Regions from separate parts of the Homo sapiens genome. Here region 2 is linked to region 1. The links are chromatin loops, found by intact Hi-C in ENCODE. Cell type or tissue: B cell. All regions are shown on one strand. Each heading gives the region's core, and the rest is flanking DNA. Links, peaks and the distances in the headings are about the cores only.

What was found. Hi-C counts contacts between places; a loop is a spot of excess contacts. Peaks named below come from ENCODE experiments on the same cell type or tissue, not always from the same donor. Only the 100,000 strongest peaks of a DNase experiment are listed, where the experiment ranks them.
Region 2: it touches region 1 in a loop (11-fold over the local background); 5 of 110 quality-filtered maps call a loop at or near these places.

Annotation. Positions count from the first base shown.
Region 1 is chr2:25,518,164-25,525,855 of GRCh38, forward strand. The region is part of intron 9 of DTNB (dystrobrevin beta); the gene reads right to left. Among named protein-coding and RNA genes, the nearest start is that of DTNB-AS1, 100 kb to the left of the region's middle. RefSeq lists enhancers at 1-110, 4,195-4,244, 6,548-6,627 and a cis regulatory region at 38-40. In B cell, for the core only: a CTCF peak has its summit at 4,113 (motif pointing left); a DNase peak (open chromatin) is centred at 4,148; H3K4me3 peaks cover 350 bases.
Region 2 is chr2:25,406,400-25,414,091 of GRCh38, forward strand. All of the region lies in intron 16 of DTNB (dystrobrevin beta), which reads right to left. Among named protein-coding and RNA genes, the nearest start is that of DTNB-AS1, 11 kb to the right of the region's middle. RefSeq lists an enhancer at 4,011-4,130. In B cell, for the core only: no CTCF peak of the experiment used is centred there; DNase peaks (open chromatin) are centred at 3,214, 4,192 and 5,072; H3K4me3 peaks cover 1,365 bases; H3K27ac peaks cover 2,098 bases.

The sequences.
Region 1 (7,692 bases), core at 1,626-6,625:
GTACACTTAAAAGAATTAAGATAGTTAATTTTATATTATTTTTTTATCCACAATAAAAAAAAAGAATACTAAGGGATGATGATTTGTGAAGTTTTGTGAGATTTTGAGTTTAAAAGCAGAGAGCTTTATAGTAGGATAATGGCAAACAGGGTGAGAAAATCTCAAGGGCAGAGTGAAACTCAGCAGAACAAAGTCATAGCCACTTGTAAATAATCACCCTCCTTGGACTAAAGCTTGATGGTTCTGAGTTTTGTTGTATTACATAATGCTGTTTCTCCTCACTGCACCATACTCATCACATTTACTGTTCACATAAGCATCCCTCTGTCTCTCACACACACACACAGAGGTACCACACATATATATGCACATGTGTGAGTTTGTGAGTGCAAGTTCCCGTCTCCCTCACCCCAACACACACACACTCACACTCACGTACACACACACATGCACACACACATACATACTGAGGTTCAGGCAAAAACGTTATCCTATTTCTAGGACTGTCTTAGATGATGCATAGCCCTCTTTGCTCTTTCTTTCCTTTTTGGAGAGGTATAATTCCAGGGCTAGTAAGCAACCTTAAGCTCAGAAGAATGATTCTGGGACTTTCAGCCTGAAACGGAGCAAAACAGGTAACATTCATACCAGGACATAGTGAAGCTCAAGGCCCTAAGACAACCCTGTATTCCTCACCTTCTAGGTTTTCAAATTCATCCCAGCAAAATGCAAGCCAGAAAGAGTATCAGATGAGCTGTGACCTAATGGCCTTCACATTCTAGGCTATATATACAGGAGAACAAAAAGCAACTCTTCTTTTACCAAAAAGACAAATTGAATAGACCCCAAGGTGCCTAATGGCCCACTGGTAAGCAAAATCATGTCACCAACGGTAAGTTTTTCAAAATCATTACAGCAGGCCAGGCACAGTGGCTCATGTCTATAATCCAGTGCTATGGGAGGCTGAGGTGTGAGGACTTCTTGAGGCCAGGAGTTCAAGACTAGCGTGGGCAACATAGCAAGACCCCATCACTTCAAAAAAATATAAAAATTAGCCAGGCGTGGTGACATGTGCCTGTAGTCCTAGCTACTTGGGAGGCTGAGACAGGAGGATCTCTTGAGCCCAGGAGTTTTGAGGTTACAATGAGCTGTGATCATGTCACTGAACTTTAGCCTCGGTGACAGATCAAGACCCTGTTTCTACTTTTTTTTTTTTTTTTTTTTACTTTTGTTTTCTCACTCTGTCTTATGGTGCTGACCCTGTCTCTAAAAAACAAATAACCCAAAAAATCATTACAGCAAAATGCAAGACAATTAATATCAGATGAGCTATGATCTAGGAATCAAAGTACAAGTTGAGAATCCCTTATCCAAAATGCTTGGGACCAGAGTGTTTCATATTTTGGATTTTGGAATATTTGCATTCTATTTACCCTGGTTGACCATGCGAATTCCAAAAATCTACAGTCTGAGATGCACCAGTGAGCATTTCCTTGGACTGTCACGTCGGCACTCAAAAAGTTTCGGATTTTGGAGCATTCCAGATTTTGAATTTTCAGATTTGAGATGCTCAACCTGCATATTTACCTGTCAGAAATGGTTCAAGATTACAATCTTCCAAACAGGTTCAGTCTCAGGAGATCAAGATACCTAGAATGAATCTGATACTCCTTTCAAGCAATTGGAACATCAGATTCACCTAGAGGTCTAAGAAAAAAGTATCATCTTGTCAGTTTCCTCAAATAAGACTCTAGTCTCCCATCAAAAGAAGAAAGCCCAACTCACAATACACACTCAATAAATACTGTGGAAGACAGTGTTTCAACCCAGACTAACTTATCAATATTATGAATTCTGTAACACCCGATAATTGGAGAATACAATAAAACCAATTAATAACTCTCTTCAGAAAAAAAAAATTGGCTTATTAAAGTTGTAGGCTAGGGGCAGTGGCTCTCGCCTGTAATCCCAGCACTTTGGGAGACCGAGGCGGGTGGATGACGAGGTCAGGAGTTTGAGACCAGCCCGGACAACATGGTGAAACCCCGTCTCTACTAAACATACAAAAATTAGCCAGGCGTGGTGTGTGACCCAGCTACTTGGGTGACTGAGGCAGGAGAACTGTTTGAATCCGGGAGGTGGAAGTTGCAGTGAGCCGAGATTCTGCCACCGTACTCCAGCCTGGGCGACAGAGCAAGACTCCGTCTCAAACAAACAAACAAACAAAACAATTAAAAATGGCTGTAAACAGCAAGGCAATTCACCATAAGTGCCCTTGTCACAAAAGCCATTTTTAACTCCAGACTCATCCATCATTTTAAAAGAAGTGTCACAAAAATGTGCTTTAATAATTAAACAACATAAACAAGAAGTTAGACTTGTTCTTTCACAGGGTTACAAATGGTCTTATATTATTCCTGGTCTGGTGAATTCTGCTGATATATTTAAAGTTGTTATGAATAAGTAGAAAACAAGCATATTTGTGTTTTACCAAAAAGTTCATAAGCACTGATAGCACCGATACTTAAAGCATAATTGTCTAAAGTTCAAAAAGAAGATTTATGAGGTATAGGAAAAAAACAACAAAGAGAACAGATTTTTTAAGTTCATATCAAAGTAATGTATACACAGAGTCTAAGTCAGTATTAAACAGAAGAGCAGTTAAAATAGAACAAATTAGAGCCACATTAAAGTATTACTGTAATTACAGTTTTATAATTACAGTATAATTTAAATAACAGTATAACAGTATTTTTTAATTATCTAGGTTAATTCTGTTTTGATGCAATGTGCGGAGAAAATTGGTTGGCTTAGCTGTTCAAACATGCTATATATTTATGTATGCAAAGGATGCAAGAAACAAATAAAAGACTTTCTGTCAGTAAGAGGCAGTCTGGTTTCTAGGTAACAAATTTTATCTGAGTCCTTCAGCAAAAGGTGTTATCTTCACCGCTGCGTGAAAAAACAACTTGGGCCATCAAACCAAAGATGATGATCATTCAGAAAAAAGAGTCTAAAGAAGCACAAAGTGCCCTAAATTTGCAGTTTTTAGACACCCTTCTTTGAGAGCAGGGGTTGGCAAACTTTTTCAGGGCCAGATAGTAAATAATATAAGCTCTAAGGGCCATTTGGTCTCAGTCGTTAATGACTCAATTCTGCCACTGGAGCTCGAAAGCATCCATAAACAACATAAAAATGAGTGAGTATGGCTGTGTCCCAATAATTTTTTTTTTTTTTTTTTTTAAGACAGAGTCTTGCTATGTCACCCAGGATGGAAAGGCACAATCTCGGCTCACTGCAACCTCTGCCTCCCAGGCTCAAGCAATCCTCGTGCCTCAGCCTCCTGAGTAGCTGAGATTACAGGTGCATGCAACTGTACCCGCCTAATTTTTATTTTTTTAGGAGAGACGGGGTTTCGCTATGTTGGCCATGGTGGTCTTGAACTCCTGTGATCCACTCCCAACTCAAGTGATCCACTCCCCTTGGCCTCCCAAAATGCTGGGTGAGCCACTGAGGCCAGTCCCAATAAAACTTTACTTACGGACACTGACGTGATTTTCATGTAAGTTTCACTTTACAAAATATTCTTATTTCTCTTCAAACATTTAAAAATGTAAAGGTCTTGTTAGATCATGAGGGACAGGTTGGCCTTAGCCTGCAGGCTATAGTTTGCCCACCCCTATTAAGATGAATCCCAGGTGTGTGCAGCGGAAGACACTGGGCTCTTTCTCGCTAGAATTCAGGGTAATAGACACACTAAGCCAACACGTGAAGTTTTGCTTCCCCTCAGAAATAAATCTACACAAACTGAAATGCAATGGTGACTAACCACTAATTAAAGAGATTAGGCTTAAGAACTCTGTGGTTAGAAAATTAGCAAGAGCAAATTGCTTGAATTCGGATCACAGGAAGCCTGTTAGAGGCATCCAGAGGTAGACGTGGTATAAATATGTTTTTGCCAAAAGAAGCAACTCATTTCTCTCAGAGACCTGGAAGTAAGAGAAGTTGCTAGAGTGCTGATACGTGAATTGGCTTTGTTTTGAATACACGTCTTGCAATTTATTTGAAAAACCTTGTTTACTCAATATTCTCACCACCCCCCAGAAAGGAACACAAAGAAATATGCCTGACATCTAGTGGTGGCTTTGGGAAACTGTAGGTACATGACTTGTATTACTTTCTGAAAGAAAACCAAAACCAAAACAAAACGCAAAAACATAAATGGTGGGGAGGAGTCAGATGCCTGTGTATATAAATTGTGTTGGGTATAATTCATTCACTCAATACATTTTAGGTGCCTACCACGCACCAAGCAGTATTTCAGGTAATAGGAATTCGGCGGAGAACAAGATAAAGTCCAGCCTTTGTGGAGTTTACATTTTTGTGACATGATTAACTTTATTTGAAGGAAAAGACTTTAAAAGTTTATAGCCTTCTAGCCACTTAAAAGCACTTTCTCATACATTATCTTAAAAAAATCCTGAGACAATTAAGACAGGTTTTATTAACACCATTTTACAGAAAGGCAAACTGAGGTCTTTTTTTTTTTTTTTTTGAGATGGAGTCTTGCTCTGTCGCCCAGGATAGAGTGCAGTGGTGCAATCTCGGCTCGCTGCAACCTCTACCTCCTGGGTTCAAGCAATTCTCCTGCCTCAGCCTCCCAAGTAGCTGGGATTACAGGGGCCTACCACGACGCCCAGTTAATTTTTGTATTTTTAGTAGAGACGGGGTTTCACCATATTGGTTAAGTTAGTCTTGAACTCCTGACCTCAGGTGATCCACCCACCTTGGCCTCCCAAAGTGCTGGGATTACAGACATGAGCCACCGCACCAGGCCTGGAGTCCACACATTTTCTAAAGAGTCAGACTTCGATTTGTACTAATTTATTATTTTGCTGGCTACACACAAAAGGAAATATTGGTGAGCCTATCAGAAAAGTCTATCAACAGCATTAACCTTCAATTAAAAGGATCTCATGAACTAAATTCTGGTTAGCCTACTGCAACTATATAAAACTGGCTTCTTCACTCTCACTCAAACCTATTTGCAAACACTCAAACCTATTTGCAAATGCACAAAGTACTATGTGAACACTGTTAGCACCTTGCAGAGTAGCTAGAAGGTCCTCAATAAGTATTTGCTGAATTAATGAATAATTAAGAATCTTAGCAAGCGTTAAGAATTGCTATTCATGGCTGGGTGCAGTGGCTCACGCCTGTTATCTCAGCACTTTGGGTGGCCAAGGCAGGCAGATTGCTTGAGGTCAGGAGTTCGAGACCAGCTAGGCCAACACGGCGAAACCCCATCTCTACAAAAAATACAAAAAGTTAGCCAGGCATGGTGGCACGCACTTGTAGTCCTAGCTACTCAGGAGGCTGAGGCATGAGAATTGCATGAGCCTGGGAAGCGGAGGTTGCAGTGAGCTGAGATCACACCAGTGCACTCCAGCCTGGGCGACAGAGCAAGACTCTGTCTCCAAAAAAAAAAAAAAAAAGAACTGCTACTCATATGTTTGTATTTGTACTCTGCATTGCACTCTGAACATTTCTTAATACTTAGTGTTGAATTTTTAGTTTGCTTTCATATAACTAAAACTCTTTATGTCCTCCTAATGCAGTGGTTCTGTAAACTGATCAGATGTATTAGGGAACTTTTTCAAAAGGTGGATTCTTAGGCCACTTCCAGAATTATGGTTAAGTTGACCTAGAATGGAAGTAACTTGGTCATCTGTACTTTTTTTTTTTTTTTTTTTTTGAGACAGAGTTTCCCTCTTCTTGCCCAAGCTGGAGTGCAATGGCGTGATCTTGGCTCACCGCAACCTCCACCTCCCAGGTTCAAGCAATTCTCCTGCCTCAGCCTCCCGAGTAGCTGGGATTACAGGCATGCACCACCACACCCAGCTAATTTTGTATTTTTAGTAGAGATGAGGTTTCTCCATGTTGGCCAGGCTGGTCTTGAGCTCCGGACCTCAGGTGATCCGCCTGCCTCAGCCTCCCAAAGTGCTGGGATCACAGGCATGAGCCACCGTGCCCGGCCCTTCTGTACTTTTTAAGGCCTTCTGATTGATCTTGGTATCAGCCAAGTTTGGGAACCATTAACACGTATTGAATACAGAAAAAAAAATCTGTAAGACATAGAAACTCAAAGTTGAAAGGATCCTCAAAAGTTATCTAGTCAAACTAAATAGGATTAACTGCTCAACATCTCATCTAAATCTGAAAGAGAATCTACCAGAGCTTTTTTTTTTTTTTTTTTGGTGGGGGGGGTGGTCTGCTGACTATATTCTTGGCTTGGGAGTAATTCGGACTGATAAATAGTTAAACTATAAAATCTGAATTCTAGGTAGTATCTTGTAGAGTTGAAGACATTTGTAGAACAAGTTACTACAGCTGACCAGTATCTGGTTCTCCTCTCCTCCCTAGGTACACAGAAGGCTATTCAGGCTTGAAATTAGGTGGGGCTGTGAGGCAGGTGGTATGTGTCATTTCTGAACCAAAGCACAGAAGAATGGCTCTGAGCTGTCCCTACGCTTTCTTCCCCTGCTGCAGCAATGAGGAGGGCTCGTGTGAAGATGGTGGAGCCACAAGAGTAAAGCAGCCTACACCATCGAACCACTGCCCAGGTTGGCTGCTCCAGTCATTCCAGTCCACAACGGACTGGGTGTGAGTAACAAACAAACATTTATGAGCTGAACCACTGAGATCTGGTGGTTAATCTGCTACTATATTATTACTCGTGCTATCCTGAATATGTAATATTCATATCCCAGGACCCAGTAGTTAGCCTCCTACCTTACAGGATTTCTCCATACAAGAATGCTCAAAGCAGCACTGTAGGCTATAGTGAAAAATCGGAAATAATGTCCAGCAATGAAGAATGAATTACTCGTGGTAAAGTCATTCAATGGAATACCATTGGAGATTTTGGATAAATTTCAAAAACATATTACTTAATAAAGTAATAAACTTACAGAACGACATGTAGAGCATGACCATTTATATACAGTTTTAACATATCTGATTTTTATAGATGTATAAATATCTAATAAAAGTAGTTTAAAAAGTATAAAATCATGAATACCAAACAAATGATAGTGGCTACCCTTTGGGAAAAGGAAAGCGTGATTAGATGAGGAAGAGGGACACAGGAGACCACAGTTTTATCTACAATGTTTTATTCATTTTTTAAAAAAGATCCAAGCTGGGCGCAGTGGCTCACACCTGTAATCCTAGGAGGCTGAGGCAGGTGGATCACCTGAGGTCAGAAGTTCAAGACCAGCCTGGCCAACATTGTGAAACCCCACCTCTACCAAAAATATAAAATTAGCTGGGGGTGGTGGCACATGCCTGTAATCCCAGCTACTCGGGAGGCTGAGGCAGGAGAATCGCTTGAACCCAGGAGGTGGAAGTTGCAGTGAGCCAAGATCGCTCCATTGCACTCCAGCCTCGGCAACAAGAGCGAAATTCCGTCTCAAAAAAAAAAGAAAAAAAAATCCAAGGCAAATATATAGAATAAAATAAGAATTAATAAGGAAAAATCCAAGTTCTAATTCTTAGCTCTCAGTCCCAGCTGCATTTTTACTTAAATTTCTAACAGAAAACTCGATATGGGGAGGGCTTTTTAAATAGAAGAAACGTGAAGTCAGGTTCACCCAAAGACAGGGAAGTGGAGCCACAGAAAGGCCTGGAACC
Region 2 (7,692 bases), core at 1,290-6,289, 110 kb before region 1:
TGGTGCATGCCTGTAATTCCAGCTGCTTGGGAGGCTGAGGCAGGAGAATCGCTTGAACCTGGGAGGCGGAGGTTGCGGTGAGCCGAGATCGTGCCATTGCACTCCAGCCTGGGAAACAAGAGTGAAACTCCGTCTCAAAAAAAAAAAAAAAAATTCGAGACCAGCTTGGCCAACATTGGCCAACATAGTGAAATCCCATCTCTACCAAAAAAACACATATGTTTTTCTATAACACATACAACAACTACTTGCAAAAAGAGAGTTAACTGGCCCCGAATGTCACTAATGCTGAGAATGAGAAGGATGGCTGAGGGTGACTTAGTCATGAGGTCCTACAGAGGATGGTCTGCCCAGGGCTATTTTCCTGGGTGGTGAGCTGCTGTGGAAAGAAGGGTAGGCAGCCAGCATCCTCAGGTTAGTTAGACCTTCAAAGGGCCCAAGAATAGACTGCCGTATCTTCTGCACACTTGGGATGTCCTGGGGTGGCTACAGATCTGAGAGTCTCCTAGAATCTCTCTTGATTTTCTGAGGTCTGAGCAGGTTAAAAATTGGAGTTGAAATTTCCAATGTGAAAGCAATTAACAGAAAATTATATATACATTTAAATTAATAATACATAATAATAAAAGTACTGAAGGGTTTATGGTTAGCCATCTGTGCAGAGCTGGTGAGCTGGCATGGATCCTTATTATAATAAAAGTGCCACTTTAGCAAATGACATGACATTTCTCAAAAGAAGATATACAAATGGCCAACAAACATATGAAAAAATGCTCAACATCACTAACCATCAGGGAAATGCAAATCAAAACCACAATGAGATACCACCTTACCCCTGCAAGAATCGTCATTATTGAAATATCCAAAAACAATATACTTTGGCATGGATGTGGTGAAAAGGGAATGCTTATACACTGCTGGTGGGAAAGTAAATTAGTACAACCACTATGGAAAATAGGATGGAGATTCTTTGAAGAACCAAAAGTAGACCTACCATTTGATCCAGCAATCCCACTACCGGGTATCTACCCAAAGGAAAAGAAGTCATTATATGAAAAAGACACACGCACACATATGTTTACTGCAGCCCAGTTCACAACTGCAAAGATACAGAACCAACCTAAGTGCCCATCAACCAATGAGTGAATAAAGAAAACGTGGTAGTATATATACACCATGGAATACTACTCAGCTATAAAAAGGAATGGAATATCTTTTGCAGCAACCTGAATGGACCTGGAGGCTACTTTTCTAAGTGGGGTAGCTCAAGAATAGAAAACCAAATGCTGTGTGTTCTCACTTATAAGTGGGAGCTAAGCTATGAGTATGTAAAAACACACAGAGTGATATAATGGACTATGGAGCCTCAGAAGGGAGAGGTTGGGAGGGGCGTGAAGGATAAAAAACTACATATTGGGTGCAATGTACACTAGTTGGGTGACGGGTGCACCAAAATGTCAGAATTCACCACTAAATCACTCATCCATGTAACCAAAAACCACTTGTACCCCAAAAGCTGTTGTAATAAAAAAAATATTTAACAAAGTACCACTTGACTGGGCACGGTAGCAACACTTTGGGAGGCTGAGGCAGGCTGATCACTTGAAGTCAAGAGTTTGAGACTGGGCAGGTGCTGTGGCTCATACCTGTAATCCCAGCACTTTGGGAGGCTGAGGTGGGTGGATCACCTGAGGTCAGGAGTTCGAGACTAGCCTGACCAACGTAGAGAAACCCCGTCTCTACTGAAAATACAAAAAAAATTAGCCGGGTGTAGTGGTGCATGCCTGTAATTCCAGTTACTTGGGAGGCTGAGGCAGGAGAATTACTTGAACCTGGGAGGTGGAGGCTGCGGTGAGCCGAGATCGTGCCATTGCACTCCAGCCTGGGCAACAAGAGCGAGACTCTGTCTCCAAAAAAAAAAAGAGTTCGAGACCAGCTTGGCCAACATAATGAAATCCCATCTCTACCTCCCCCAAAAAACCAACAAAAATTAGTTGGGTGTGGTGACGTGCACCTGTAGTCCCAGCTACTCAGGAGGCTGAGGCAGGAGAATCGCTGGAACCCAGGAGGTGGAGGTTGCAGTGAGCCAAGATCACACCACTGCACTCCAGCCTGGACACCAGAGTGAGACTCCATCTCAAAAAAAAAAAAAAAAAAAAAAAAAGCACCACTTTAGCTGCAGTTAACTTCATTGCCTATAATTTTATAAAATAGCCTTCTACTTTTCTTTTTTTAAACATCAGGGCATCTATATTGCAGCTCCAAATGCATACTGCCAAAGTATGATTAGGAGTAAATGGAGAAGAGTGTAAGAGTCTATGGAACTTGTTATAACATGCATCTTTTAGCTGAAACTAAGCAGATGTTCTTTTCCATGAAGGACGCTCCAAACCTTAGCACTATCGTTACTATGGAACATCAGAACCAACCTGAGGGTCAGCTATAAAACCTGTTACCCTAGAGACTGGTACAGCTTCATGATTTGACGAAATGCCTCCAGATGCTCTCAGAGTGAAGTTATGGAAACAATCCCATGCTGAAAGAAGATGCTGAGGTGAGGCACAACAGAGAGGAAGAATGCCAGGGAAACCTGTCCTGCTGGAGACATGGCCAAGAATCACGCAGGTGAGCCACAGGAGAAGGGCATCAGGGATGCAGCTGATGTTTTCTTAGGATATTTTCTTCTGTCTGGAAAAGTGGCAGGTGGGAGGCTGGCATGAATAAACCCTGGGGAAGAAGTTATTGAAAGAAAACCCAGACAATGAAGTAAGGGCCACAGGATTTCAAAGTCAGGAAAGGAGAAATCAGTGAAATAAACCCAACTGGATTTCATTCATTCATTCATTCATTCATTCACTCATTCATTCCTCTATAGGCCAGGACCCAAATAGATCTCTATAGACCCTTCTAGGTTTATAGCCTTTCTCCAGAGTACCAACTGGTACAATGATGAAAGGATCCAAAAACTGTGGAGCTGGAAGTTTACTGATGAGGAAAATGAGGTTTGTAAAGGTTACGTGCTTGTTTAGATGAAAAAGAAATGGGATTTAGCTGGCAAGACTCGATTAGTGAGAAGGGCAGTCCATTCATGTGTAATTCACAGATTTAAGATTTACATCTTTGTTCAGTGGAGTGACATTATTTGACAGGAGGTGGTGCTGAGGAGGTTGGACAGGACAAAGCCCACTTTTCAGAGTTGGGTACACTTTACTACTCTATTGAACATTTTCTTTCCTAAGTTGCTGATAACTTCCTTATTGTCAAATTCATGGGCTTCCTTGTCTTATTGTCTCACTAACTTCCTCCTTCTTGCAACTATCTGGGCTTCCAAGAGAACCGACGGTCCTTCTCCTGCCTCCTTTTTCTTCTTTTTGTCTACTGTGGGTTTTCCCTAAGGCTCACGTTTATGGTTTCAATCCTCATTTTGTGTTGAAGGGTTCCAAGTCTACATTGCTAGCCCTGTTTTCCCATTGAAATTTCAGTTGCGCATGTCCAAATACCTAGCAGGTCTTTTTGCTTGACTGCCTGGCTATGGGACATAATAGCATGTCCAAAATCAGATCAAAGTCCCCTCCTAACCCAGATCATGTCTCTATTTTCACTTGTTCAGTAAATGACACCCATCATTTCCCTAGATTCTTAGGCTCCAAGCCTACAAATCATTTTTTCTTCATCCTTTTCTGTTAATGCTTTGCTGAGATTCAGTCTGTAGTATTCTGGGGGAGGCAGTGTGTCCTAGGAATTCAATATTCTTCCAGTGGAAGAATTTCTCCAGTTGGCTGAGGAGATAATGTTTTTGGAGGCCCTGAAGGATGGTTTTCATATGCTGTGTGCATTCTGGTCAGGAGAGGAAAAGACAGAAATATAGTACAGGAGGGAAATTTAGGAAGTAGGTAAGGAAATCTCTCAGCCTGACATTGATGAGTGATGAAAAATATTGGGGGGTGTGGCACACACCCCAAAGCTACTTTTCTCTTGTATCCTCGGACTCTTGTTAGGTGCTCAGGGAGTTTTGGGGGAGTGAAATACAAACACCCATCCCCCATCCCCACCACGCAAGACAGGACCATCTGGAAATGAACCTTCTGGGTATGCAAGAGTAAGTTCCTGAACATAAAAGAAACCAAAACCATTTTTGTTCATCTATGATGCTTTCCCAGAAGGATCTTGATGAAAAGAGGGGAAATGAGAACAAAAATAACTCGGGGAAGTCTGAATTATATGAGGTATTCAAACTTTATCAGGTCCCCAGAGACACAGGTATGGGGCTTCAGTCACGCCACCCTGCCATGACGAGGCGGGGGGGCAATGGTTTAAAGGCATTTTGTTACTGACTAGCTGCTTCACTCATTAGCTTCATGTTCCTGGAATGTGCGATAAAAAGAACAATGTATAGATAATCAATAGCTTATGTTATTATTTTTTTAAAACGTATCTGGCCTGTGACACAACCCTCAGGAGATCCTGAGAACACATGCCCTGCTTATGTTACTTTAATGTAAGTTCTTGGTAAACAACTTAGGAACTGCCTTTTCTTTTTTTTTTTTTTTTTTAAACCCACTGTAACTGCTGCTAATCAGAATGTATATTCAGGGCAATTTGAATCTTTGCTCCTGGGGGGCCATCCTCAAGCTTTGGGCTCAAATAGACTTATACTTAACCATAAAGAAAAACCATAGCTGGGCGCGGTGGCTCATGGCTGTAACCCCAGCACTTTGGGAGGTCGAGGCAGGCAGATCACCTGAGGTCAGGAGTTTGAGACCAGCCTGGCCAACATGGCAAAACCCCATCTCTACTAAAAATACAAAGATTAGCTGGGCGTGGTGGCGTGCGCCTGTAATCCCAGCTACTTGGTAGGCTGAGGCAGGAGAGTCACTTGAACCCGGGATGCAGAGGTTGCAGTGAGCTGAGATCATGCCATTGTACTCCAGACTAGGCAAGAAGAGTGAAACTCCGTTTCAAAAAAAAAAAAGAAAAGAAAAACCAAACCTATTTTTAGTATTATAGTGATATTTCCTCTTTTTGGAAAAAAAATAACAACAAACTGCCAGGTCCCTACGGTGAGTACAGGTGCCAAGACCGATGAATACACCCTGCCAACTCTTGCAAGGCCATGTGTGGGAGGGAGCCAGCAGTAGCAGACAGTCTATGCACATATCCTGGGACTGCGACCCAGGATAAAGGTTTGTGGGAGAGTCCTACGTATAGCACAGCGATCCTCATTTACCAACAGACATCTGTACCATTTGCCAACTTAGGAGGGCCGCAGTGGTGCCTGAGGCCCGGGATACCACTGGCCCGGCTTGTGTTTCTGCATTTAGGGTATCATGTCAACCATGAAATAACTTTCAGACTATTTGATGGTGGTATTTGTGTACGATTTCTCTTTTTATCCTCCAAAAGGCCAGGCTCACTGTCTTGAACATATATAGTAAAACACCGCTAAATAAATAAATGAATGGCAATCCTTTGCCTTTTGGGAAGTAGACTCAGGCTTCTATTTCGGAAGATTAAGAGCCACGGAGCCCAGAAGATTGCAGAAGCATGTGAATCTGAATCGCTTCCCAGTGAGACTGTATCCAAAGGCTAAGAAGGGAACGTGACCCATGAGGCATGCTAACATCAAGGGGTTCACCAACAATCTCTTTAATGGCCAAAGAGGAGGTTTCTTTTTCTTGTTGCATAGGTTTGTTTTTCTGAAAGTACTTTCTCTTAAACTTACAAAGTTAGTATTCATGAGGTTTATGTGAGCCCTTGTGGGTCGACCATTGCTAACTAAACATTAAGTGCCCTTCCTTTGAGGTATATTTGGTAGAGCTGTGATCAGAAAGGGGGGCTTCCTGGAGCCAGGCCAAACCATGCTCTCTTTGGTATAGCTGTAGGTGGGTATTTGTCTGGGTCTTGGAAATCAGATAGGGCATGATGGCAAGATCCCACGTGATAGCCAAACTCACTGAAGTAAAAGGAAAGGTCCCAAGTGTGGCAAAGTTCTCTTGGCCAATTCCCCAAGATTCCACTAATCACATTATTTTCAGAGTGCCAGGTATATTATCCTTTGGCCCACTGCCCCACTACCTAAGCTGGGCCAAGGCCACCCTGAAGGAGCTTCCTATCCTTACATAACTTTTACTGTCTAAAGTTACAGTCTTTAAGCCTGATGATCATTATATAAAATGTTCTATTAAACATATATAAAGTCTTTTTAAGTCTTTAAGCCAGATGATCATTATTAGATAATTAACTTCTAATAGGAGAGATCAGATAAATGTTGGAGGAAACAAATCCTTCATGAATAAACAGAACCCCTTTCCTTGGATAGCTCAGTGAATGTGGTATTAGAGATCCAGCAGTGAAATTTTATGGTGCACTGAGTCACTGGGAAAAATGGAACCCTAAAATGTTCCTAGATGAACTTGTACATCTGAACTGTTTCCAGACTAGGATTGGGATATTGTTTGATTGAGGCCAGAGAGGCCCATAGCTCAAATGCACCAATGGTCATAAACACCATTGCCAGTAGGGACTTCATCAGTCTCTGGTGACCCTAGTGTCCCTCTGTAACATGCTGATGAATCCTACAACCGTATTTCTGACTGTAAGCACTGGGCTTTTACTGAGCAATATTTAAAATATTTTCAAACGATGCAAATAACTATAGATATCCTGCATTTTATAGATTATTATCTTTAAAAGACAAGGTGATTTTTATGCCATGTATCAGTATATTTTCTTTAGCTAGAAATAACAACATTAATAATTAATAATAATACTAATCAGCTTGGTGTTTGTATTTTTTTGGTAACAAATTTTTTTCAGATTCCTTTTTAAAAAAATTATTTTCATTATTTGCTTTCTTGGGAAATCAGACACCTTTTTTTTTTAATACTTTAAGTTCTAGGGTACATGTGCACAACGTGCAGGTTTGTTACATATGTATACATCTGCCATGTTGGTGTGCTGCACCCACTAACTCGTCATTTACATTAGGTGTATCTCCTAATGCTATCCCTCCCCCCTCCCCCCACCCCACGACAGGCCCCGGTGTGTGATGTTCCCCTTCCTGTGTCCAAGTGTTCTCACTGTTCAATTCCCACCTATGAGTGAGAACATGCGGTGTTTGGTTTTTTGTTCTTGCGATAGTTTGCTGAGAATGACGGTTTCCAGCTTCATCCATGTCCCTACAAAGGACACAAACCCATCCTTTTTTATGGCTGCATAGTATTCCATCGTGTATATGTGCCACATTTTCTTAATCCAGTCTATCATTGTTGGTTCCAAGTCTTTGGACATTTGGGTTGGTTCCAAGTCTTTGCTATTGTGAATATTGCCACAACACACATACGTGTGCATGTGTCTTTATAGCAGCATGATTTATAATCCTTTGGGTATATACCCAGTAATGGGATGGCTGGGTCAAATGGTATTTCTAGTTATAGATCCTTGAGGAATTGCCACACCGTCTTCCACAATGGTTGAACTAGTTTACAGTCCCACCAACAGTGTAAAAGTGTTCCTATTTCTCCACATCCTCTCCAGCACCTGTTGTTTCCTGACTTTTTAATGATCGCCATTCTAACTGGTGTGAGATGGTATCTCATTGTGGTTTTGATTTGCATTTCTCTGATGGCCAGTGATGACGAGCATTTTTTCATGTATCTGTTGGCTGCATAAATGTCTTCTTTAGAGAAGTGT